3 separate regions of the Mus musculus genome follow, and regions 2 and 3 are each linked to region 1. Evidence: chromatin loops called from intact Hi-C (ENCODE). Cell type or tissue: heart. All regions are shown on one strand.

The links. Hi-C counts contacts between places; a loop is a spot of excess contacts. Peaks named below come from ENCODE experiments on the same cell type or tissue, not always from the same donor. Only the 100,000 strongest peaks of a DNase experiment are listed, where the experiment ranks them.
Region 2: a loop joins it to region 1, with 3 times the contacts of the local background. A loop is called at or near these places in 8 of 42 quality-filtered maps.
Region 3: it touches region 1 in a loop (8-fold over the local background); 12 of 42 quality-filtered maps call a loop at or near these places.

What each region holds. Positions count from the first base shown.
Region 1 is chr16:3,999,595-4,007,594 of GRCm38, reverse strand. Slx4 (SLX4 structure-specific endonuclease subunit homolog (S. cerevisiae)) reads left to right here and starts at 5,917. Exons shown (of 15, transcript NM_177472.5): 1 at 5,917-6,234. The coding sequence starts at 6,225. In heart, a CTCF peak has its summit at 3,414 (motif pointing right); a DNase peak (open chromatin) is centred at 3,764; H3K4me3 peaks cover 1,988 bases; H3K27ac peaks cover 1,275 bases.
Region 2 is chr16:3,739,806-3,747,805 of GRCm38, reverse strand. It overlaps Zfp263 (zinc finger protein 263), which reads right to left and starts at 3,707. Exons shown (of 6, transcript NM_148924.3): 1 at 3,039-3,707; 2 at 1,849-2,029; 3 at 1,311-1,384; 4 at 912-1,035. The coding sequence starts at 3,431. In heart, no CTCF peak of the experiment used is centred here; DNase peaks (open chromatin) are centred at 3,765 and 4,125; H3K4me3 peaks cover 3,278 bases; H3K27ac peaks cover 2,138 bases.
Region 3 is chr16:3,905,151-3,913,150 of GRCm38, reverse strand. It overlaps 1700037C18Rik (RIKEN cDNA 1700037C18 gene), which reads left to right and starts at 4,462. Exons shown (of 3, transcript NM_028484.2): 1 at 4,462-4,701; 2 at 5,957-6,310; 3 at 6,851-7,353. The coding sequence starts at 4,698. The coding sequence ends at 7,008. Cluap1 (clusterin associated protein 1) reads right to left here and starts at 4,142. Exons shown (of 12, transcript NM_029738.2): 1 at 3,998-4,142; 2 at 1,589-1,700. The coding sequence starts at 4,019. It overlaps Gm41410 (predicted gene, 41410), which reads left to right and starts at 4,498. Exons shown (of 4, transcript NR_153801.1): 1 at 4,498-4,546; 2 at 5,957-6,247. In heart, a CTCF peak has its summit at 4,214 (motif pointing right); DNase peaks (open chromatin) are centred at 4,140, 4,510 and 5,500; H3K4me3 peaks cover 1,874 bases; H3K27ac peaks cover 1,398 bases.

The sequences.
Region 1 (8,000 bases):
GCCAACTCTCAAGAGGAGGGGAAAACAAAGCTACTTGAGGGGCAGTGCAGAGATAGGAGGCAGTTTTATTGGGATAGCTGTGTAGAGACAGGTGGCAGGCAGAGAGAGAGAGAGAGAGAGAGAGAGAGAGAGAGAGAGAGAGAGAGAGAGATGGAGACAAAATAACAGACAATGAGAGGGAGCCAGATTGCCACAGTAGTTTGAGACCAAGCAGAGAGAAGCTGGATTGAATTAGGCAGTGTGGAGAGGAGTTTGAGCCAGAATAGCTGAGTTGTACCAGCCAGCCAGATCTCAGAAAGAATAAAACGGGTGAGCTTATTCAGCAGTAAATCTGAGAGACTGAAAACATTCTAGGCCTAGATAAGATTGTACAGAGGTTGAAGTTTCCAGGACCAGGTCTAGGTCAGCAGAGTGAGACAGGAAGCCTGCAAGAGGACATTTACATCAGGAGAACAAAAGTTACTTTTACAAGACTTTTTATCAAATAACCTCTGTTTCACCAGCTCTTGGAAATTCAGATCAGGACAGTTATCTTTTGGGACCAACTTGATTTCTTGGCTGCTGTAGTATTCCATTCTTGAAAGGATTATCTCTGACCCCTGCTAAAGATGAGATTTGTGCCCTCCTCTAAGAACAGTGTTGCTTCCATACCAATAGATCCAGATGGTTCTGAGCGACCAAACCTACTCTATCTTGAGATCAGACTCCATCAAAAAAAAAAAAAAAAGCCTAAAAAGTTGGTCTACAGCTAAACCCAAGTTACACCCAAGTATCAGAAAGGACCCCATGACTTGTCCTTGACCCATACCCCAGAGTTACTCCTTAACTACTTCCTAACAACAGCCAATCAAAGGTCAGTCTGATTGTTTCAGATGTTTACTTTCAGACCATTTATGATTGTTCATAGTCTTGTTTCAGAACACCCACCTGTCTGCTTACAATAGTTATTTTATTAGATGCTTGCCAGACTAGACACTCACCACCCCACTTACTCTCACTTCCTATCCCAATGAAGGTGAGAGACCAAATCTTTTGGGTTCAGACTCCATCTTAGAGAACCTGACCTAAGGTTGAACTCAAGTGAACCAACAGGTGGGTCGGTACCTAGCACCAGCTTCCAGGCTACCTCCTAACAAAACCTGCATCCAGTTTCCAGATTATTCCCCAATAAATTTACACCCCCAGGTTACAAGCCTGCCCCTGGTACTTCACTTCCTAACCACAACCAATCAGGAGGAAGACAAAAGTTTATGGTTTGGCTCCCAGCACAGCCAATTATGTTAAAGGCCAAAATGTACCCCACCCCCATCAGATGTGTACGGGGCTAGATACTGCTAGCCTCTATAAATGCTTGCCTAAAACTAGGCTCAGGGATCCACCTTCCTGCCTTGTCAGGGTTGGCAGGAGCCCAAGCTTGAGCTTGAATAAAGAGACCCCAATGCAGTAGCATCGAAATCGGCTCCTTGGTCAATTGAGGCTCATGAATGTTTTTTGGCAGTACAAAGGTTTGGGGCGTCACTAAACCATTGTCCTGCTGCATCAGCAGCAGGGATGGTGGTGAGTAGGCCTAAACTCGAGTTTATAATAAAGAGACCCTAATGTGATTACATTAGGTTGGTCTCTTGGGGCTCGCAAACAGCTACAACTATTCCAGATGGTGCCTAAAGACCTAGGAACCAGACAAAAATTCAGTAACAAGGACATGGCCCTTATCCTCACACTCTGGCTCCTTCCTTTGGTCTTTCCTTTCTTCCCTCTTATCCTCATCCTTACGTTTTCACTCTGCCTTTTAAATGTTTTACTTAGCACACCTTCTTTCCTTATATCTGAACAAGGATGCTCTGATGTAAGCGCTCTCTCCACCGCAGCCCCATTTGTTCCTGATACATCTGCCAGAAGACCTTTTGGACACTGTGGAGTTCTGGGTGCAAGGAACCTTCATCCCTTTCACCCCAGAGCAGATACCATTCTTACATGTAGTGTATGCTACAACAGATTACTCAGCCATAGGAAAAATGAAATATTCACTTATGCAAGCCAAACAATTTTATGATCCTGTTTATATAAACACACAAACTTAGAAGATTACCAAGGGGCTGGGGTGTGGGGAGGGACTAGGGCTGACTGCTAATGAGAACAAGAAGTTTCTATTTGAGACTATAAAGTTTTCTAGAATTTGATATTGATGATAGTTGTAGAGTCTTGTGGATAAGGATCTATTGAAACATATATATATATTTTAAAAGATTTACTTATTATTATATGTAAGTACACTGTAGCTGTCTTCAGACACTCCAGAAGAGGGAGTCAGATCTTGTTACAGATGGTTGTGAGCCACCATGTGGTTGCTGGGATTTGAACTCTGGACCTTCAGAAGAGCAGTCGGGTGCTCTTACCCACTGAGCCATCTCACCAGCCCCGAAACATATTTTAAAAGGATTTCACAATTGTTGGCATTCCTTCTAGGCTCTGCCCAACAGTTACCTGGCAATACCAGGTAGGACTAGCTTGCTATAAAAGGGACTGTTTGGCCAGGCAGTGGTGGCACACTCCTTTAATCCCAGTACTTGGGAGGGAAAGGCAGGTGGATTTCTGAGTTTGAGGCCAGCCTGGTCTACAGAATGAGTTCCAGGACAGCCAGGGCTATACAGAGAAACCCTGTCTCCAAAAACCAAACCAAACCAAACCAAACCAAACCCCTCCTTGATCTCTCTGCCCCTTCTCTCTCTCTGACTCTCTTCTCTCCCTGATCCCTTTATCCCCCCTCTCCCCTCTTTCTCCATGTATTCCTGGCTGGCCTCTCTCCTCGATTCCTTGTTCCTCTCCTCACCTACCCTTTTTCAATTCCCCCTCCCATGCCCCCAAATAAACTCTATTCTATATTATACCTGTTATATTATATACTATACCCGTACCTCAGGGGGAAGGGATGCCTCAGAGTGGGCAGGCCTCAACATACTGCATCCTATAATTTATCCTTGGCTTAAAAAAAAAAAAAAAACCCAAACCACAGCAATATCTTACTTTATATCTCTAAGAATACAAAAGTGTGGTCTTCTTTCCAGATCTACTCCTTCAAATGTTCCCAGTGTTCTGTGACTCATCAAACGCTCAGATCCCAACTGTGTCATCGTACAAGGTCCTCACTCTCTTTACTAGTCATTTTCTTCCTGACTCCTAGATTAGAGTGTTGCCTCTTGCTCTTTTAACATGAGATTAGAAGTCAGCTACTACCTAGGACCTCCGGGTGACGCTGAAACCCATAATATGAGCCCACTGGGGCCTCCCGCCCTTAGGGCTGCACTAGCCAGGCACTAAGCCTGTGCCTGATGCTTTTTCCACACACATACCATGAGGGGATGCCACCACACGGTTTCTCATTTATTTATGCATATGTCTACATGTACATTTACACACCAGAAGGGGGCATCAGATACCCACGGGACTCAGTTAGAGATGGTTGTGAACTGGGAACTGAACTCAGGACCTCTGGACAAGCAGCCACTGCTCTTAATCGCCGAGCCACTCCCCGTTACCACACTTCATTAAACGCGACCATCAGTACCCTCACCCCGAAGCTCCTCAGCACTTAACAGAATTCATGGAGCGAGCGCTATCACCGCGCAGCCAGCAAGACTACACTGCTAGCTCGTGTGACCTCACACTGCCCGGAAACGTTGTAGTTGCTTTGAGAGACCGGAAGCCGACCCTCATCCCGCTTCCCCAACTCGGACCACGTACATAGTCTTGCGCACGCGCAGATCATGCGCCTGCGCACTCGTCATTCTCTGCTCGCAAGCCTCAGGGCGCAAGCGCAGCCCCGCGCGGTTCTCCGTTAAGAAGGTGCGGCTGAAGCGCGGGAGGTAGGAGGAGCTCGGCATCGGCCTAGAGTGTCCCGGTGCGGGGGAGTAGTGGTGGGGGTTGTCACTTCCCGCGGTTTCCCCTCTTCTGCGAGGCCTGAAGCCGTCTGTCTTGTCAGCCTTCCCCGGACGCCCGATCTTGACCGGTCCGCGGTGGAGTGACAGGAGCTGCACCGGGTAGACGGGGGCAGCGCCTGCCGGGAGGGAGGTAGGGACAGCCCAGCGATCAGAACCTTCTGTCTGGTTTTAGGGCCGTCAGGACGTTTCCCAAGGCAGGCCCAGTCCTTTTCCGTGGGTCACCCGTAAGGGTAGGCGGGAGGGTCCACCCTGCCCGAATCCATTCATTCCCTTAATTCCTGCTAGGAGCTGGTAGGCAGGTAGGATGCTGAGGAGGCAGGATTCCCCTACCTGGAAGCTGGCAGCCTGGTGGAATCCGTTATGTCGTTCAGCAGATATTGGTGGAGCACCTCCCAGAGAGGACAGACTTATGACTTGATTGTCAGGAGAGATGTGGGGACTCAACGCTAATGTGTCGTAGAGATTTGCACATCTAGCACAATCAAATTCAGTTTGTTTTTGCCTAACGTTCCAGGTCCCTGAGAACTGAATTGACCTCTCTGTCACTGCAGGCCTCTCCTTGCTACCATTTCTCTTCACTGTCTTCCCCCTGTATCAAACTCTTTGCAGTTTATGAATTCAACAGATCGTTGCCTAGCATTTGTTATAAGTTGGGTACCAGATAGCCCAAAGAAAATACAAGGTAAATAAATGTCTATCTAACTGATATGCTGAACTTCACTAACAGATAATTGAGTGAGTAGAAACATAGGCTCTGATACCCTGGAGCCACACTGCCCTGCTACTTCAGAACGGTTCCTTACACTGCTTGTGGCTGATTCCTCACCATAAGGAAAAGCTGACAGTAGATTGTATTATATAGTATTGCTGTAAGGATTAAATGGGCTAAAGATTTGAAAAGCAATTAGCATAGCATTGGGCATATAAGCTTTCAATGAATGTTATGCCCTGCAAATGATTATAAGCTGTGACAGGTGTCACTGTGGCAACCATGTGTGACAACATGGAGTGAGGTGGGGGAAAGAGCCCATGTGAAGGAGTAGGGGAGACGTCTATAAGATTATTGCACTATGTATTTGGAATGAATAGATTTCTGTCATTGGGTTATATAGGGAGGTGTGAGAGTGTGTGTGTGTGTGTATTCTCATCTGTTAGCCAGATGAGAATGTTGGGTATACTATTTTATCACTGTTGGCTTTCTTGAGACAGGGTCTCTCAGGAGCTTGCAAATTTTCAAGTAGTCTGGCCAACCTTCAAGGTTCAACAATACTCCTGTCTCTATCTCCCCTCCCATCCTCAGCACTGGGGCTACAATAGTGCCTCCACACCTGGTTTTGTTTTTTTTTTAAACATGGGTGCTGGCTATCTAAACTCAGGTTCCTGTCCTTTTCAGTAAGCACACTTACCCTTACTCACCAAGCTGTTTCCCCAGACCCAGATTATTCAGTTTTGATTTTGAACTAGAATATACTGTTTGCCCTAATAAACATTCATGCCTGTAAGAGCCAGCCTTTCTCTGCAGGCAGCTTAGAGAGCTCTTATGGACTCAGAATAGAAAAAAGGTGGCCTTTCTGTCTCCTGAATGTACAAGGATATATATATCCTTTTTCTCCTTATTTCAATCATTTTGCAGCATCTGCTGACTGTCCCATAAGCTGATCAGGTGACAGCTGGAGTCCTGAGGCCACTCGAGATAAGCTCCCTGTATTTGGGGAGCATATATCTGTGTGGCAGCTGCTCTTCATATTTTTCTCCAATTTCAGTAAAAACCACGTGTGTGCGTGCTTATGTGGTGTGTGATATGTCTTGTGTGTGATGTGCTCTGCACTGGGACATCCTGTGGAACAAGTGTACTTGTAACCAGACTGTATTTGGAGACTTTCCTCATACCTGACATCCTCTTGTACACCGTGGGAAAAAATGACATAAAATGGCAGTAGCTGTCTAATTATACTTAGATGCTTTTGGTTTTCCACAGATATAAAATTAGATGAACCTACGCCCTTTATCACTGTGGAGATCTTGGAGAATCACCTGATCACAGAGTTCACATGTGTTCTATCTCAGAGGCAGCTGTTGGACAACAAAATGCTCTCTCACTTGTGAAGTTTTTAAACAACTTATTTAGCTACGGGTCCAAATTGAAGGAAGATATAAAAGTCACATGGAGAGGAGGTCAGTACAAAGTCTCCGAGTAAATCAGAGAGAAGAGTTGCTGAGCTGCAGTGAGGTCAGAGGCGTGGGAAGGCCTGAGTGGGCTCACACACGAGTTCCTCATCTGTGGACATGGTTCCAGGTCGGTCCTCACTCCCCTAAAGACAAACCGGAAACCTTAAAACAGGTCAAGTGATGGAGGAGTCAGATGACGATTTCAAAGAACTCTGTGCCAGCTTTTTCCAAAGGGTGAAAAGAAATGGGACCAAAGAAGCATCAGGAGAGAGGACGAGGCAGAAGGCCTCTGGCCACACTCAGAACCGAGGCAAACGGAAAGAAGGCCGCCAAGTTGCCGCCAGGAGCAAAGCTCTTCAAGGCCCTTCAGAGAAGAAACCTCGATTAGGCAGCCAGACCCCTAGGACTACAAAGCAAGGGGCACCCAAGTCTCAAGAAGGGGGCCCAGCTCTCCCTGCGAATGGGAAGGGAGACGTTCTTGCTCCTACCCCAGATCAGCCAGTGTTGTGTGAGAGAGCACAGAGCATTCAGACAGGTAACCAGGCAGGACTCACTGCCAGATTTGGTTCCAGAAAGGAACCAAACTGATCAATGCTGTTGTTAACCAGGGCTCAGAAAATCTACTATGAAAGCAGATAGCTGGGTGTGGTGGTGCACACATCTAGTCCTAGCACTTGGGAGGCAGAAGGAGGGGAATCTCTGGGAGTTTGTGTCAGCTTAGTGTCTACATACTGAGTGTGGGATAGCCATGGCTATGCAGAGAGAGATCCTATCTCAAAAACAAAAAGGCCAGACAGCAAATATTTTGTTGTTGTTACAGTTCACATGTTTATGTTGCAACAACAATTGACTCTCTTTATCTATGCGATTCCAACTCTGTCCGAAGGTAAACATTTGATAAAAGAAATAATTTGTACTTAATATGTCCAGACTTTTTTTCTCGTTTTCATTCCCTAACAACACCTTGTAGCAACTATTTATATAGCTTTTGCTTTATATTGGATATCACATTAATATATAGGTGAATTAAAGTACACTAGGTATGCACAAGTTAAATGTAGATAGGTAGTAATTTTCAGGGGCACCGAGAACTGATCCCCCCTCGATACAAAGGGTCAACTCTTCCTAATGGCAGCTGTGGTGAGGAAGCAGCCCAGGACGATGTGGAGGTGAATGGGGGCCGCCGTGTGCTGATGAAACTTAATTTACAGAAATAAGCCTAGCCCTACAAGCAGTTTGCCCAGTCCTCTGTGTGCTCCCATGAGTGTGTTTAGAGCTTTGTGCTCCATGAGCTTTTTGTCACTGTTTATGTAGTTGACAGTAGTCATGTCAGCATAGAAATAATGGCACCTTTAGTATATGTGTGAATTGATTTTAAGGTAGGTACATTGGAATGGTCCAGCCAGTTTGCTCAGACTGAGGAGGCTCTCAGAGGATGGGCTGACAGCTTCCTCAGCTATCTATATGCTTCATCTAACCCTTCACACAGAACTGAAAACCAGACTTACATGTAAGATGGGCTCTGCCGGCTCCTGCTTTCTGTTTCCTCACTTTCTCTTCCTTACTGTAAAAAACATTTCTAGTGTGGGTGCAGAGTCTTTCATCGATGGTCTTAAAGTCTGACCTCCTGGAGACTGCTGAAGGACTCTACAGCCCTGCCCAGGCATGCTGGCCATTCAGTCTCTCTCTCTGCAGCCGGTGAAAGGCCTCAGTGATTTGCACATGCAAACCTGCACAGTTAGCCTGTAGCTTCCTGGGCTCCTAGATCTCCACTGAAGGCTGTAGGTGTATCTCAGGTTAAAACATGGGTCTAGGAAGAGATAAACACTTGTCATTAGTATTTCTTTATTAATAACATTATTGAGATATTGCTCATTACATAATTTTAAAGTA
Region 2 (8,000 bases), 260 kb after region 1:
CTCGAAAAACCAAAAAAAAAAAAAAAAAAAAAAAAAAAAAAAAAAAAACCCCCCAAAAAAAACCTTGAACTTTTAAAACTAGAATATACACTTTGTAATTCAAATAAGTATAAAATAAATAAATAAAAATAAAATAGAATAATCACTTCTTTGAGAATCAACTTACTATAATAAGAGTGTTGGCTACTTATAGGTAGAACTAAATTTAACTGTAAAACTCTGGGGGGAAAAAAAAACCATGAAATCAACTGGGAAAGAACCTGGGCTCTTAGAAGACAATGAGATTAAAAGTTTTAAATCCACCGGTGCTATGCTAAATAGAGAAGCCAACAACTCACTCAACCGCAAACAAAACAGACTCAAACAGAAGCTCAGCTCCAGCAATCTAATCTCTCGTCATCGCTGGTACAGCAATGGAAAGTGATGTAACCCAGGAGATCCCAAAGAAAACTAAAGCCAGCAGTAGCTCTGCACGATCAGTGCAGGTGAATTCACAGCTCTAAGTAGCCTCATACAAACATGGAGGAAAACACCAGCAGTGTGATTTCTTCCTGCTGTATGCTTCAATATAACCAATCATACTGTCCACACTACCTTCCATTACCTCCATTTTTTTATTATGAGAATTTTCATACACATAGAGAAGCTGAGGATTTGTGTTGCCTTTGGAAGTTCTCTCCAGTTCAGACTCTCTGCTTTAAACTCTTAACAATGGAAACACAGTCTAAGGATACCATTAAGTCTATCAACTGTGCCATTTGGCAGATGTTTATCTGAATATTAGGATAAGAAATGTTAGAGTAAGGAGTGGGGTTATTGACAAAACTCAGAGCTCATGTCCAGTAGGTGTGTATGTCCAAGAAGCAGGATAGTCTGGTCATAAATATCATCCCAGAACGAGAAGCTCTTACCTAGAGTCCCCGAGTTCTCATAGCTATCTTGTACCATATACCTTGATAGAGCTCTCTTACTAGGATCCTGATGGTCCCACTCCTGAGAGATATACATTGCCATGTCCTCCAGGCTCTCGGGCAACTGAAATAACAAGATCTCCTTTAGCATCACATGCAGTAACGCATTAAGAATAATTCAAGCAGAGTCATAGTAAATGGGTTAAAACACATGAGTGCCAAGAAAACTCATGTCATGGGGGAAGCCTACAAATGATGGGTTGAAAAGACAAAGAAAATAAGGGAGATATCTGATCAGAAAAAAAAAAATCTTTCTAGTAGCATAGGGGAACCTCCCACCCTAAAAGCAGAGGAGAAAAGGAAAATTCTGGGGAAAGGCAATGAGAACTTCCACATCACCTGGGTCCCAGTCATATCCTTATCTTCCACATTCCCTTCAGGAGGGAAGAGAGAGAGCCAGGGAGCGGATAATGCTAAAGATAACAGAAATTATAATGAGAACAGTAACACCAAATCTTAGCAGCCCAGATTATAAGACAATATGCATTCCCCAACTGCAAGTCTCAGCTTTTAGGATTGACAGTAAACAAAAAGTAGCAAAGGTGTGCTAAGGTGATCTAAAGTAACAGGGTTATAGTAAAGGCATGTGAGCCATCCTCCATCCTGGCCGACAGGGTTCTAACCATACACCCCACATCAATCAGCTAACTAGAATTTGCCTGTTCTGTACACAGAATGGCTTTACTAAGAGCTTCCCCTTTCCTCCCATCCAACCTTTACAGAATTCATACCACCACTTTTAGGTTTTTCAGAACACAACTGAGAACTTTAACTTCAGAAATTCTTTCTCCTTGGCACCTGTACCACATTCTGCTAGGGTGAGTGGCAATCCCAGAGCCCCTCCTCCCTCCCACCTGCCCAGATAACTGTTCCTCACCCCTCTCCTTTACAGCCTGGGAGTCCCTTTGGGGGCTGGGGTCTAGCAGCTCCTGCAGCCTGGGGCCAGGGCTTCGCTCAGTCTCCATTGGCTCCAGCTTGAAGCTCGGTGACTCTCCTGCTGTTTCCAGTGGCAAAGGCTCCTCCAAAAGCACTTCTGCTCCCCGCCCTTGGTTTGTGACCTGGGAACCAACCCACATCACTCATCATCACAACGGGGCTGACAGAATTGGAAATTAGTACAGGATTCTTAGGACACACCCTCAACAGAGAACCACAGACTATCCCTTTGGTCTTGGCCAAGAAGATGTTTTATGCTAAGGGCTTTTTAGGTGGTAGCAGAAAATGGGGGAGGGATGGAGCAAGAAAACTGAGGGTCCACTCTCAATGCACACTTTCTCAACATATTCCATTGATACTCCTCACTTCTGCTCGATCACACTCACCTGTTCTAGATGCTTCCACGTTTCACTACTAGATAAGGTGAACTTATCAGGCTGCGACCATAGCCCCTCGGTGCTTAGCTGTTTTTCAGAGTTCAATTAGCAGAGATCCAGTTCTGTATTGCAAACTATTGACTAAGATATGCTGGGTGTTATCCACTAAATATAGGCCTGGGATAGTGGCACATGCCTGTGGGAATCAGCAGTGGGGAGGCTGAAGCAGGAGGATTGCCTCGAGTTTAAGCCTGGGCTACATATCTAGACTCTGCCTGTAACCCTAGAACTCGGAATTTGGGGAGACTGAAGGTGGAGGACCACCACTGTTCTGCAGCCAAGCTCAACTACACACTGAGTCAGTTAGCTTGAGCTACGTAAGACTTTGTCACAAAACAAACCCCTCAAAGCAGTGGCAGTAGGTGTCATCCAAACGACATACTTTTCTCCAAGTCCTCAAAATTATTCCCAGACAGTGCTTTAGCCAACAGAAAAACAGGACGAAACAGATTAAGTAGTCTGCCCAAAGTCACGAGGCCTGTGAGAAGCTTTCTAACTACATAACTAAATACTGGTGGAAGTGCTCCTCACTTCCTACTGTCGTCATATGGGAACAATCTGGAAGGAAAGGATAAGCTACAAAAAAATCCCTCTCCTTCCTGTAAAGTGTACTCAGGACGATCAAGTATATTCGACTACAGAAGAGGCTAGCACAATGACTTCCGGGCCAAACCACGGGTAAAACAGCTGTCACCTGTTGCCTCAGTTTCCCAAGTTCTTTCTGCATACGCTCCACAAGAGTGACTGCTTCTTCGCCGCTCTCTGGGCGCAGCTCCTGCACCCTGCTCTGAATCTCCTGGGGAAGGATAGTCAAGAACTGCTCCAGCACCAACAGCTCCAGGATCTGTTCCTTGGTGCGCATCTCCGGCCGCAGCCACCCGCGGCAAAGCTCCTGAAGCCGGCTAAGGGCCTCCCGGGGACCCGGGGCGTCCTGAAAGCGGAACCGTCGAAATCGCAGATGGGAGGCCTCCGGGCTGGGCTCTGGCTCAGGCGGGGGTACCTCGTGGCTCCAGGCACAGTCCTCCTCCAGTTTCACTATGAGGAGCCCTTCTGGCTCCTGCGAGCTTGGGCCCGCAGCCATAGTCATGCCCCGACACCAGCCTAGGTCCCGACACCAGCTACGTCCGCCTTGAGAGACGCCCTGGGTTCTGTACAGCAGTAGGCCACGGCTGCAGCAACCGAGAGACTCCGGGCTCCAAATCCCGCCGGAGGAACCCAGGTCACAATCTCAGCAATATCAGGCCTGCAGCGTCGCCACCTGACCGGCTTCTCAGGCCCGCACAGAACTTAAGTCGCAGGGCCCGGGTCGCAAGCCTCAGCACGCGAGTTAGGCGTCATAAGCCAACGGCCGCTAGTCAGGACGGACTTCCGGTTCACGTTTCCCTTGCGCTGTCTCCCATTGGGTCGGGTCTCACCACGTACTCACGGTCCACCCAGGACAAGGAAAATTTGCATAAAAGAGCGGGAGGGGAACAAGTCGGATGGGGATGAGGGGCGGGGCTACGCAATGGGCGGGGCCTCCAGGTGGGGAAGCGGTAGGGGTGGGAATCCCTGGGCGGATGTGACCCGGGGACAACCTGGCTCAGATTTGCATAGGAAAGTTTGCCAAAAGGTAAGTTCTTCAGCCACGCTTGAACCAGAGTCCAGAGGCGCTAGAGTGTCATGTCGGGGCCCAGAAGCTTAACAAAGAAAACCTTTCCGAAGGCCGATCCCAACACTCCGGAGACCTACAACCGGAAATAGACTGTGCTTCCAGGGCTCGAGCTGCCTGGGGCTGGTGGGAAATGTAGTCCATGGCGCGCCCTTGTTATTGCGCCTGCACTGTGGCTTGAGCAGGTCTAAATGGATTGTCGAGCTACGATAAACATACCCGTGCCCGAGCTTTTGCCTCCCTGTGAGCGATGGTCCCTAGTCCTCCATCTTTAGGTGGCTGGTCGACCCAGAAGAACGCTCTGGGTATGAACTGCTCTTGCCATCTCCCAGAGCAGGTCTAAGGATTAGCATAATCATCGGCTCTGACTATTTTCCTGAAGGTTGAAGAAAAGGAAACACCAAGGCGGACTTCCTTATTTTTTGAAGAGAGAATAGCCCAGGCCTGAGACTGCAGCTGTCACAGACAGGTGGTGGAGTCTGCAGATTCTAGGAGTGTGTCACGAAAACCCGTAATCACTTATTGGACACATGCTTACATTGTTGTCTATTCATTGCAACTCAAGAGGCAGGGAAAGCCTTCCTTGCTCTGGTCTCCCTTTGTGAACTTTTTATACTTTGTAAGACCTTGAGGCAGGAAAATGGCCACCAGGAGCTCCAGCAGCCAGGTCCCTCCCACCTCTGACTTCCTTAATGGTCCCTAACCCTAATAGTTGTTTAATAATAGCTGTTACTGTCATTCCCTGGCCCGAGGAGGAAGAGTAGCCTGGCCCCACCCTACAAGACAAAAAGATAAAAATAAATAAATCCCACCAACCCTGAACAGAAAAACCCACTAATCCTGGAGCTTGGTATAGAAACCCTTCAAGCCCTGAGCAAACTCATCAGTCTCTGATCTCCTTCAAGCTCAGTGAAATTCTACCAATCCTCACCCTGGAAAGCTGTGGTGGGAAGATTAAGAAATCTTGTATAAACCCTGCCTACCACTCAGTTCCCTGCTTTCTTTCCTGAGCTGAGAATGATGTTCTGGATTTTTCCTTCCCAATGAGTCTCTTGAATGAGGTTTGTCGTGCGGCACGACTTTTGGTTCCCGATTGCCAGGGTATCTTTCCCTTCAGAGCTTCAGCATTCATACATGAAATAGAACTTTGAAGATATGGTATGAAGTAAGTCCTGTGGTTATGGCATGGAGTGCCGTCGTGAGGTCCCAATATAACTCAAATACCAGGTCAATGCAGATGCCAAAAATTTATTGTAATCAAGCTGCTACTGATTGATCAGGGCTGTAGAACAGACTCATGAGCTGAACTGTGACCTTGAGGGGATGCTGTGCAGCATATTTAAAGGAAACAATAAAGCAAGGGGGTTGGGCTGGGCTGGGCTGGGTGGTAGCATTGTCCAATCATTTTGACAAAAGGGGTTGAGAAAGGGAGTTTCCATCAATCAGGATGGAAGTTGGGGCCTGGGCCTGGGAACATGAACTTAATTTGATCCTGCCAGCAAGATAGAGAAGTTGTCCTTGAGATGTCTTGACTCAGACAACTTAAAAGTTGTCCCTGAGATGTCAGGACTCAGACAACTGTTTCTTTATAATAGAAGCTGTTTAACTATTGGGAAGTCCTCAGCTCCACGAGAGCCTGGGACCTTGAATTTAGGTCCTATGACCTAAAAAGAAAATGGTAGTATTTAGAATAAGTTTCTTTTGCTTGTTCCCAATAGTGCCAGTTAAGTCGATGGCCTAAGTTCATACAGCTAACCTGTAGCAAAGCTTAGGCTGTGGAAATAAAAATGGTCTGTTTTGGATGACTGTGTGTAGTTTCATCACAGGTACAAAAGCCCACAGGCTGCCATGGCAAATGCCTATTTATCTAGACACTAGGTAGCACATGGGCTGGTATAGGTTCATTCAGAAAAAGCTGGCTAAGACTTGGGAGGTTGGGTTGGGGAGATGACTCCGCAGTTATGAGCAGTAGCTGACCTCCCAGGGGACCTGGGTGGGTTCTGTTCCCAGCAACAGAAGGTGGCTCACAGCCTTCTGTAGCTTCAAATCCAGGGGATCTAGCATTCTCTATTGGTCCCCAAGGGCATCCATCCATGCCAGGTATCCTATATGCAGTTGTAGTCCAAATTGAATAGTTAATGACCTGATGGGCTGAGAAACTCCGGAAAGTTGACTTGGCTGTTAGGATCCTGGAAGCTTCTCCTATGATCCTCCTTTTGGTATTTACCACTTTCAGACTGCAGGTAGAACTGGCCTGCAGATGGAATCTTCCATCCTTACAGTGCAAAACGCCCAAATCCCCAATGCCATGGAGCACAGTCTCCACTAGTGAGGAGAAACTCCTGGTTTTCAACTGTTCTGATTCAAGGACGATTCTGCTTTCGTTGAGGTCGGTCTCCTCTTCCTTTTTTTCCTGTACTGCCTCATTTCTGGTCTAGCAAAAACACTCATATACATAAAAACAAATCTTGTTATAAAAAGATTTGTGAAGCCAAGCATCCCCTGTGATCATCTTCTTGTAGTTTGGACATTCCTGTCTCAGGGACTGTAGACTGACGCTGAAGCCCCTTTTCCTACCAGTGTGCACGAGGTGCTCTCAGACAGTTTATCTGATCTCACTAAGATTTCCCTGCTGGTCTGGAGTAACATTTTACCAGTTCTTACAATGGGGGGTGAGGAACTAAACAAAGTACCAACGGATGCTCTGCACACATTGTGAGCTTGAATCAGGACCAAAAGATGGGAAACTGAGGGGCCATAGAAGGGGAGAAGTTCTCAAATCAGGATCTGGCTGGAAGTCAGAAAATTCAACACAGCTAATAAAAACAAAATTTACAGAAGCTGGCCATGGCCACATGCCTGTAACTCATCCTAACATTCGGAAAACCTGAACAGGAGGATCAGAAGCTCAGCCTGAGCTGTAAAAGGCCTTGTCCAAAACCAAATGCACCACCATGTGTTGTATGCTTATTTTTAAAGTTTTGCTTAATCTATTCTACTGTAAATTATGTTGTTTGAACAAATTAACTTAGAAAACCATAAAATCATATATAGCTGTCATCAAAACCCTGTACAGTTCTCTTGAGATGCTCATACCCATGTCTTGGGTGCATAGTCTTGTCTTTTTATTTCCAATTCTTTACCTGAAACATTAAAAAGAGATGCTTTATTGTACATGTTACTCTTAGCCACAACTGAGAACAGAACTTGTACTGGAATTCTAGTAGAGTCATCATACCCAGAGTAAACATTTAGAGCGGAATAGTGGTTTTTCGGTGTCTAGGGGAGACATCAGAGTGAATGGTTGTTTTCTAGAAGTACTTTGACCTTGAATAAATCACTGAAGTAAGGAGTGTTTTCTGTTATCTATAGAGTTGTTTTTCTGAAGGAGCTTTCCAGCCTTTGCATGACTTTGGTCACATGACTGTCCTGGCACACCTGGAATGTCTTACACTATTTATTGCTGCAGACAGTAAGAACTAAAGTCGTAGGGCCGTATCTTTTTCTTCAGGAAACTTATAGGTTAGGGGCTTTGGTATGAGGGACTTGTTTTACCCCCCAAACCATTTATGTAGTAATAAATATGTTTCTGTACAGATGTTCGAGGTTCAGTTCGTCGTGGCTGCTCCCTGCTGCCTGACCCTGATTATATTCTCCTCCTTCCGTCTCCCTGTGTAACTCAGAATACTGATGAGAGTTACACTGGGATGCAGTAGTCCCGTTTGGGTTGTCGGCACAGCAGGCCTCCCAGAGGTGGCGGTAGTCATCAGAAGGTGGACATCGCAGATCCACTGAGCGGAAATGTCAGTGACATCGTTCAGCCTGACACTTCCTGCCAATGCCACCCTCTCAGCATCCCTTGCTTTTTTTCTTCCAGCACCGAGCATTCCTTATTTCTGCTCCTCTAGCTTCCCTGGATTCCCTGTTGTCTCCTCTTCTCTTTTGCTTCAGCCTGCACAATCACTTCTTTCTTCACTTTGCTGTCATGCCACAGGTTAAAAAAGG
Region 3 (8,000 bases), 94 kb after region 1:
TCTAAATAGTGAAACCCTGCCCAAACAAACAAACAAACAAAAGCAAAAAAAAAAAAAAAGTGTCCATTAAAGAGAAAGTGGATGATTGACTGTTGCTAAGGTGAGGTTCTCCAGGCTCCATCCAAAGAAATATGATTAAGCAGAAACTTCAAAAGCAAACAAAATAACCAGGGAGCAAATTCCAACCCACACCTGAGATTCCGTGTCTTGGAGCACAGGGTGGCTCAGTGGGTGAATGGGTCGCCTACCAGGCCTGGCACTCAGGATTCACAGAGTGCAAGAGGAGAACCAACTACAAGCTGTCCTTGAACCTTCACGTGTATGCTGTAGCTAGCATTAATCCATACATGTATGTGTATACACACATGCCTAGAGGGTAAAGGGGCTTGCTCTATAAGCCTTGAGACCTGAGTTCAATCCCCAGAACCTGTGTAAAGATAGAGGGAAAGAATCAACTCAATACTGTCCTCTGATCTCCACATGTGTGCATATGAACACCCGAAAAGGAATAGTAAAGTGTAAACAAACCAAGTATGGGACCCAGGCCACAAACTAAATCTAGCTCAGATGTTTAGCTTTTGTGAAAATAACCAAGACCGTGACTCAAGCTGATAGTCCTTGGCCCAAGATAGACACGAGGGCTAAATAATTCACTTTAAGGAGTGGCAGAGCTGTGGAAATTACTTGGATTTACTAACAATTCGCCAAGGCTCAGAAGACTGAGACTCTCACCCTTGTATTTGTACAGTTTGAAAGACAAGAATACTTTTTACACTTTAAAAGCAAAGAAAATGGGCTGCAGAGGCAGCTCACTGGTTTAAGAGCATATATTGTTCTTCCAGAGGACCTGTGTCCAGTTCCTAGCATCAATGTCAGATGGCTCCCAACTGCCTGTAACTGAAGAATATTCAACAGATATCTCATGTAGACTGAATTTTAAGTGTAGCAACTCATACAATATTTACTATCTGGTTCTTAACCCAAAAGGTTGTCAATCCTAATACAAGGCTTTTAACACAATGAAAAATCTCCATTATGTCTTGTTTTGGATTTTTAGTTTATTTTAAATTATGTGTACGTGTGTAGGTCTGTGTGTAAGGATGTGTGCGTGACTACCAGTGCCCAATGAGGTCCGGTGCTCTGCCAGAGCAGTACATGCTCTTAACCTCTGAGCCAGTTCTCCAGCCATATTTATAATACATCTACTACAGTATATCCTGAGTGTGCGAGCAGGCCCCTGAGATTCTGTGTGAGGGTTGAAGTGGAGGCTGTACCAACACTCTCATGATGACAGTCACCTCCTCAACGTTCTTCAAACGCTCGTCATTTCTTTCATCTCTTAAAAATGAAAGAGACAGGGTCTCTCACTACGCAGCCCTGGCTTTCCTGGAACTTGTTATGTAGGCCAGGCTGACCTTGAACTAACAGACATCTACTTGCACCATCGTGCGTGGCAGCTCTTTATAAGTTACAGCTAAGTCCATCCTATGCAAACCTCACTGTAGCCTTCCTTTGCATTAGAAGTTCCAGTTAGCTACTGAATGAAACCAACTATCCACACCAAGGTGTGAATAAAATGCATTCTAACCTTTTCACAAGCCACAGAAGCACTTCAGAGACAAGCCCAAAGTTGGGTGTGCGGAAATTCTCCATAGAAATATGGCGTGGGTACCCCAAGGCTCTCATCATCTCGGTGAAATCTGTGCAATATAAAACACAGTTCAGTCAGTCCTTGTCAAATAGCATCTCCTTTTGGAAAACAGTTAATCTAATGCTTTCCTTTCTTATCAGGTCTTCTCAACTCCAGGTGCTGAATTCATCAATTCTAGAATGGGGAAAGGAAAGGGGAGATTTGAAACAATATCTAATCCATCACCTGAAAAACACCCAAGTTCAACGATAGTAGATTTCCTTTGGAGAAATGGGGCGTAGGTATTAGCTGGGGCTTTAATTTCTCTCTGGTAGCTGCCTCTTTGCTATCCAAAATAAAAATTACCTAGCCTCATAAAACATGAGAAAAACACGTTGTTAGAACAAGATTATACATTGTTTTTTTTCCTCCAGTGACCATATATGATTTTCATGACATAAATTTTAAAGATCAATTACTTTATAGTCAGAGAAAATTTAATAAGAGAATGGCTGAACTATCTGCAGTATTTAGATTTACTGTAAAAAAAAAGATTAGTAAACAAGCTGGGCGTGGTGGTGCACGCCTTTAATCCCAGCACTTGGGAGGCAGAGGCAGGCGGATTTCTGAGTTCGAGGCCAGCCTGGTCTACAGAGTGAGGTCCAGGCCAGCCAGGGCTACACAGAGAAACCCTGTCTCGAAAAACCAAAGATTAGTAAACAGTAATATTTTAAGTTGGGAGCAACTAAAACAAAGCCACACTGCTTGAAAGAAAGGAGAAAACAATGATGAAGAAAGCGAGGCTTACAGATGAGCAACCAAGCCTGGCGTGGTGCTGCATACCTTTAATCCCAGTGCTCATAGGCAGAGGCAGATGGACCTCTGTGAACCTGATGCTAACCTGGTCTATGAAACAAGTTCTAGGTCATCCAGGGCTGTTGTTCAAGACAGGAAAAAACCTTGTCTTGAAAAACAAGTAAAAGAGAGCAAGAAAGCAAGAAAACAACCAACATTTCTGAGTTCTTACAATATGCTGAGATCTTGACCATGGTTCCTGGCAATGTAATGTCTACTCATGCTTACGGGTATTCAAAATGTACATTCAGCATTCCAAACAATCTATCTGGGCAACAAAGCAGGGCAGGCAGACTCTGCTAGGTCACGAAGAGATGGTAGAAAGATAGGAAGCATCCTTCCCTTATTTCTTTCCCTTATATCACACACACACATATATCCCATATATGTATACCCTTTATATTGCAGCTTTTCCTTATACCTCTATGAAAAAAGTCAGGTTTTGCCTAAACACTCCTTTTAGCTAAGTAGTAGCTATCAAGTTCTCCACTGTTATAAATGGTGACAGTCTCATAGATTACACACTATACAGCATTTATTTAAGGTAAAAAAATATAAATCAGTATAAATTCTGAAATACTCCTTTTAAATATTCTTTCCAGTACAATGATCACTATTCAATGATCCCAGTAAAGTGCCAGCCTCATCAAAAACTACGTGGGACAGTCATAATTACACTGTTTCAAATACCCTCAAACCCTAGACAACACGACCCTAATAGCTGCTACTCTTCTGTAAGTGAAGTAAGATTTTTTAGGTCACACAGTCCCATCACTCTAGCTGTGTGAACCAGGGGTAGCTATACTACTTAACTTGCAGTTAAAACTAGGAACAATAAGGGTGAAATATAATCACCTGCCACAAAAAGGATGTTTCCCCCAAAGAGTATAACGAGTAAGAGTAGTCTGCTTCCCCACTCTCTAGCCAAGTTCTCTGCCCAGTATTTGGCATTCAGGCAAGCTGGATTCAAACTCTAAAGCAACTCGTTCAATTACTTTGACCTCTTGCTGCCTGTTTCATCTCTAACCAGGGCACAAACCTGCTAGGAGTAAATGAAATATTGCCCACATAGAGGACAGCATGTGACAGATTGTAACATACAAACAAACAAAACAAACCCTCAAAAATGAACAAAACAACCTAGCAGCACTAGCCATCCATTCATCCGGCCACTTCCTCGGCTTTACTGGTTCTTTCTACAAACTAAATGCAGAAGAAGTCTCCATTTCCGCAAGACCTTTCTAATGCGGCTGCAAATGTGGCCGTGACAACCAGAGATAAAATGAGGTGAAATTAAACATTCAGTTCTTCAGCGGCTCGAGACACATTCCCAGTGTTCTAGCTACACGTGGCCAGTGACGGACCGAACTTTCCAAAGGTGCTGTAAAGTTCTGTCAGCCCCTGGCTGGCCCAGGGACCCACGGCCTGCCTGGGCCCACGGCTCTGGCAGGGGTCCGGCAGGGGAGTCTCGAGATCCTGGGAAGCCCACGGGAAAGCCGGGTGCAGCCTTACTGCGGAGGTCGCGGAAAGACATGGCGCTCTGGTCCCCAAGAGTCCACTGGGGCGCCGCTGCCCGTCTCTGTAGAGTTCGCAGGCCCAGCGCTCTCCGGTCTCTATAGCAACGCTCAGAGGCCTTGGACAGCGTGCGGACCAGGCCAAACAGGACAGGAAGCGAAGAGGGGTGGTGAGCGCAAGCGCAGGACACAGACCAACAGGTGGCGCCAAGCACCTTGCGAGCTGCGCAACGTCATAGTCTTTCAGAGAGCGCTTTTGGCTCTGGTCCCGTTGGAACTCTCATTACCTCACTGATATATGGAGCACATTATAACCTTTTGTGACCGAGTCTCCTTTGTATTTGTAAAAGCATAGCTAAACCCCGCAGTCGAAGCCTCATAAAGTATCCACAGAATGACAGGAACGAAGATACCCTACCCTGGGCAGAATTCGAGACCTGTACCCGGAAGGCTTTTGTGCACGCACAGCTAGTCAGTATTCCCGACAAGCCGGAAATTGGCGCCCAGACTCGCGCGCCAGAGGTTGCCCTGGAAACTGTGGAGCGAGGTAGTGCTGGTGTACCACGCCTAGGGTGTCAGGGTCAGCACAGGCTCTACAGAGAACTCTCCTTGGTGACTGCTACGAGTCGAGGACAACCGCGACAAAAGCAGGGCTGGAGAGAGGAGAGCTGTGCCAGGAAGGGTGGGCGATAAGGAAAATGGGTAGGTGCAAGAAGTAAAGGTGCCCTTGGCTAGAACACGGTGGTACTGACCAAGAGTAGATACTTAAGGACAAAAATATGTGGGGTAGGGCCATACATTCGTGGCTAGTCTAACATGGGGGACAATGCATTTGAACAGTCTTTGCAACAAATGGTTTTGAAACAATGAGCAATCCATAGCAAATTAATATCTATGTAAAAAACAATGGTTCATACACCTAGATGTAAAACCTAGAACTAAATTTTCTATAATGAAACAGAGTTGTGGTGGAGTTAAGATTCTAAAGAACCTGTAGTTTTATATTTCTACCAGCAGAATAATTGTTCCAGTTTGTCAGAATGCACAGGAAAAAAATTGGCATTATCTACATACTGCTTAACCTATGAGAAAATGGATAATTAGACAAGTGTCACCCAGAACCATCTTCTCAGCATGATTCAGATCTCTACAGGTTTGTTCTCCAAATCCTCGTTCTCCCTGCCACAAATGAGGAAGCCTAGCGAATGACTTTCCAGCATACCAAAGCCAATTTGTCTTATGTGGCTTGCTCTGAATCTAACATCAACAAATTTACCCTAGGTTTCTGGTCTCTTCCCTTGCCCGCCTCCCTCCTTGCCCCTGACATACCATACTCTCCCAAACTAGGAGGTCCAGGAAGACTAGTCTTTACTGTGACATCATAAGGACCAGTTGCTATGGGAGACCTGCAGATCCACCCCCTAGACAGGGGAGAGCAGGCCCTACTGCACAGAAGGCCTGGCCACTCCTCCCCCACCATACTGGCCCTCCATGGAAGCCTTGGTCTGTGCATTCTCTGAGCTTCGAATAAGAGAAGGTGCCTGGCTGCAGGGAGGAGCAGCAGCAGAGATGCCACACTGTCCCAACCTGGGCCCAAAGCTACTGGGGAGAGCCCAGGGATGTGCATGCTTGGGAAGGGAGTAACTCCTGATCTAGGCTATATGACTGGGCCAGGCATGCCCTCTTGTACCCACTGTGCTTATATACACTGGTGCCAGCATACTCTTTTTAGAGTAGAGAGCACAAAACGAGCTTGAAGTGCTCAACGGGATCTCAGTGCCAAAGTCCTGGGCTGCTTGGGCGCCTCTGTTAGGGGAGCAGCGGAGTAGTGGGAATAGACAGGAACTAAGACTGGATAGCCAGGGAGTAGAAGCTACGTATGAGTTGGTACTTGCATTTCCCCCAGATGCTGTTCCCACTGGCCATCACCCTCCTGCTCTCTCTCTCTCTCTTGCAGATGCAGTGAGCTGGGCCCCAGGACGCCCCAGCCACCCTGACACACCACCCAACATCTATGAGGGAGGATTGGGGGCCCAGCAGCAGCAGGGCCCCAGTGCTCAGGGAAGCAAGCCCAAGAACTTCCGACTGCGACACCTCCGGAGCCTGGCTCTCTACCTGCCAGGCCACATGCAGCCTGCTGGCCAATGTGGAAGCCACTGGCTAGGCCGGCTCATGGCTGGGGGCAGCCTGACACGGCCTGAAGGCTCACCCTGGCCCCTGGACCTGCCACAGGGGACCCTGGGTCCAGGTAACAGCCATTGCTCAGCCCTTCTGGAAGCCCACTTGCCCAGGGACAGCCTGGGAAATACAGGTAAGCTCTGTTAAGGCAGGACTAAAGACACGAAAGAAAGACTGAAGGGAACTCAAATGGGCCTTTTCATTTCCTAGCCTTCTGCCAAGAACTAGGAAAGGATGCAGTGGCCAGGACACACTAAAATAATGTCATGCTCCAGGGGCCAAGATCTTGTTTAATTTTTTTTTTAATCCGTGTGCCCCACTATTGATTCAGAACATCAATGTACACAATAAGTCCTTTGAAGTCTCAGGACCACAGCAAAAGCCTTTTGGGATGTGTAAGGCAGAGGAGACAATCTGGGATAGGAGTTCTAGGTTCCTATTCTCTCTATTTTGATGGACCTTGGACAACTTTGCCTCAGTTCCTTCATTTTATAAATGAAGGATTCATGACATTTCAGGTTTGACCCACTGACATCCCTTCCTCACCCTCACTAGTTCTTTCAAGGAAGTAGTGCCAAGGAGGCACTGCCTTGAAGGTTGTAAGGGCCGAGGACCCCAAGGTAATGTTTTAGATTGGGCCCCTCTGAGTGACTTTTCTTTCCTCTTTCCTCAGCTTCCAGTTCCAGCATGGACCCAGCCAAGGGTGTCCCCTCCCAGTCTGGTCCCCCCGAGGGCTTGGGACTCAGGCCCAAGAGGTCCTGGAGAGCCTTGGAGGAGACCATGTGTCCCTTGTGCAAGAGAACCCGCTCTGGGGCCTTGGAGAGGACATAGGAGCCAAAGTGCCAGGGCTGGGGAACAAGAGGGGAAGGATGGCCGAGGAGGAGGAGGCCAGTGTTACTGAGGAAGGGTTCGTCCCAGCGGCAGTCCTCCCCATTGAGATGGCCCCCAGAGTTGCCCAGCAGGAGACCTGGGCTAGTCTGGGGAAAGCATGAGGGAGGGAGGGAGGAAGGAAGAAGAACCATGAGAGGGACAGAAGAAATGGAATGCCCATGCCCTTGCAGCCTGCCCAAACTCCGGTCAGCCACTTGTACCTGGGAGGTCAGGCCGAGCAGAGAATCGGGTTCCTGAGAGGCCAGGAGTCCTCAGGTCTAATCTCAGTAAAAGCCAAGGCCTGCACCTTCTTGTTTGTTTGTCATTAAGCCAATCCAGTTAACATAGTCCTGCATCCATTCCAGGGGTTACATGGAGAGTCAGAGCCAGGTCCAGGGAAGCTTTGTGGATGAGAGGCTGCTGAAAGTGACAGCTCTGGCAGGCAAGCAGGGTCTCAATAGGCCTAAACAGGACATGGCATTCCGGGGCAAAGGACGAAATGGGGGTCGAGTTTAAAGAAGGAACCAGGACACCAACCAATGCAGATGTGTTGGCCTGGACCCCGCACTGTCCCCATCAAGGTTTTAGATGAGTCTATGGCCCCACAGGAGCCCATCAGGACTGGCACAAGTTTCTTTCAGCTGGACTAGATTTCAGGTACTTGGACCAAGTCTTTCTTGTGATGTTCTGTAGCCTCCCAGTAATGCCTTCTCCCAGGCTGTGACCACCTAAATTAATTGTCTCCAGATAACATCAACATCCACCAGGGACATTCCCACACAGGTTGTTAACATGACCAAGGCCTCTGCTGACCATGTGACTTAATTACCCTTGGAGCCTTGTCTAAGCTATGATGCAGGTGGAGGACAGGAAGACTGGAGAAAACTATAAAGTTGCCCACATGGCCCAGGTCCTACCTCCAAGCTGAGAGCTGACAGTGCTGGTATGAGCTG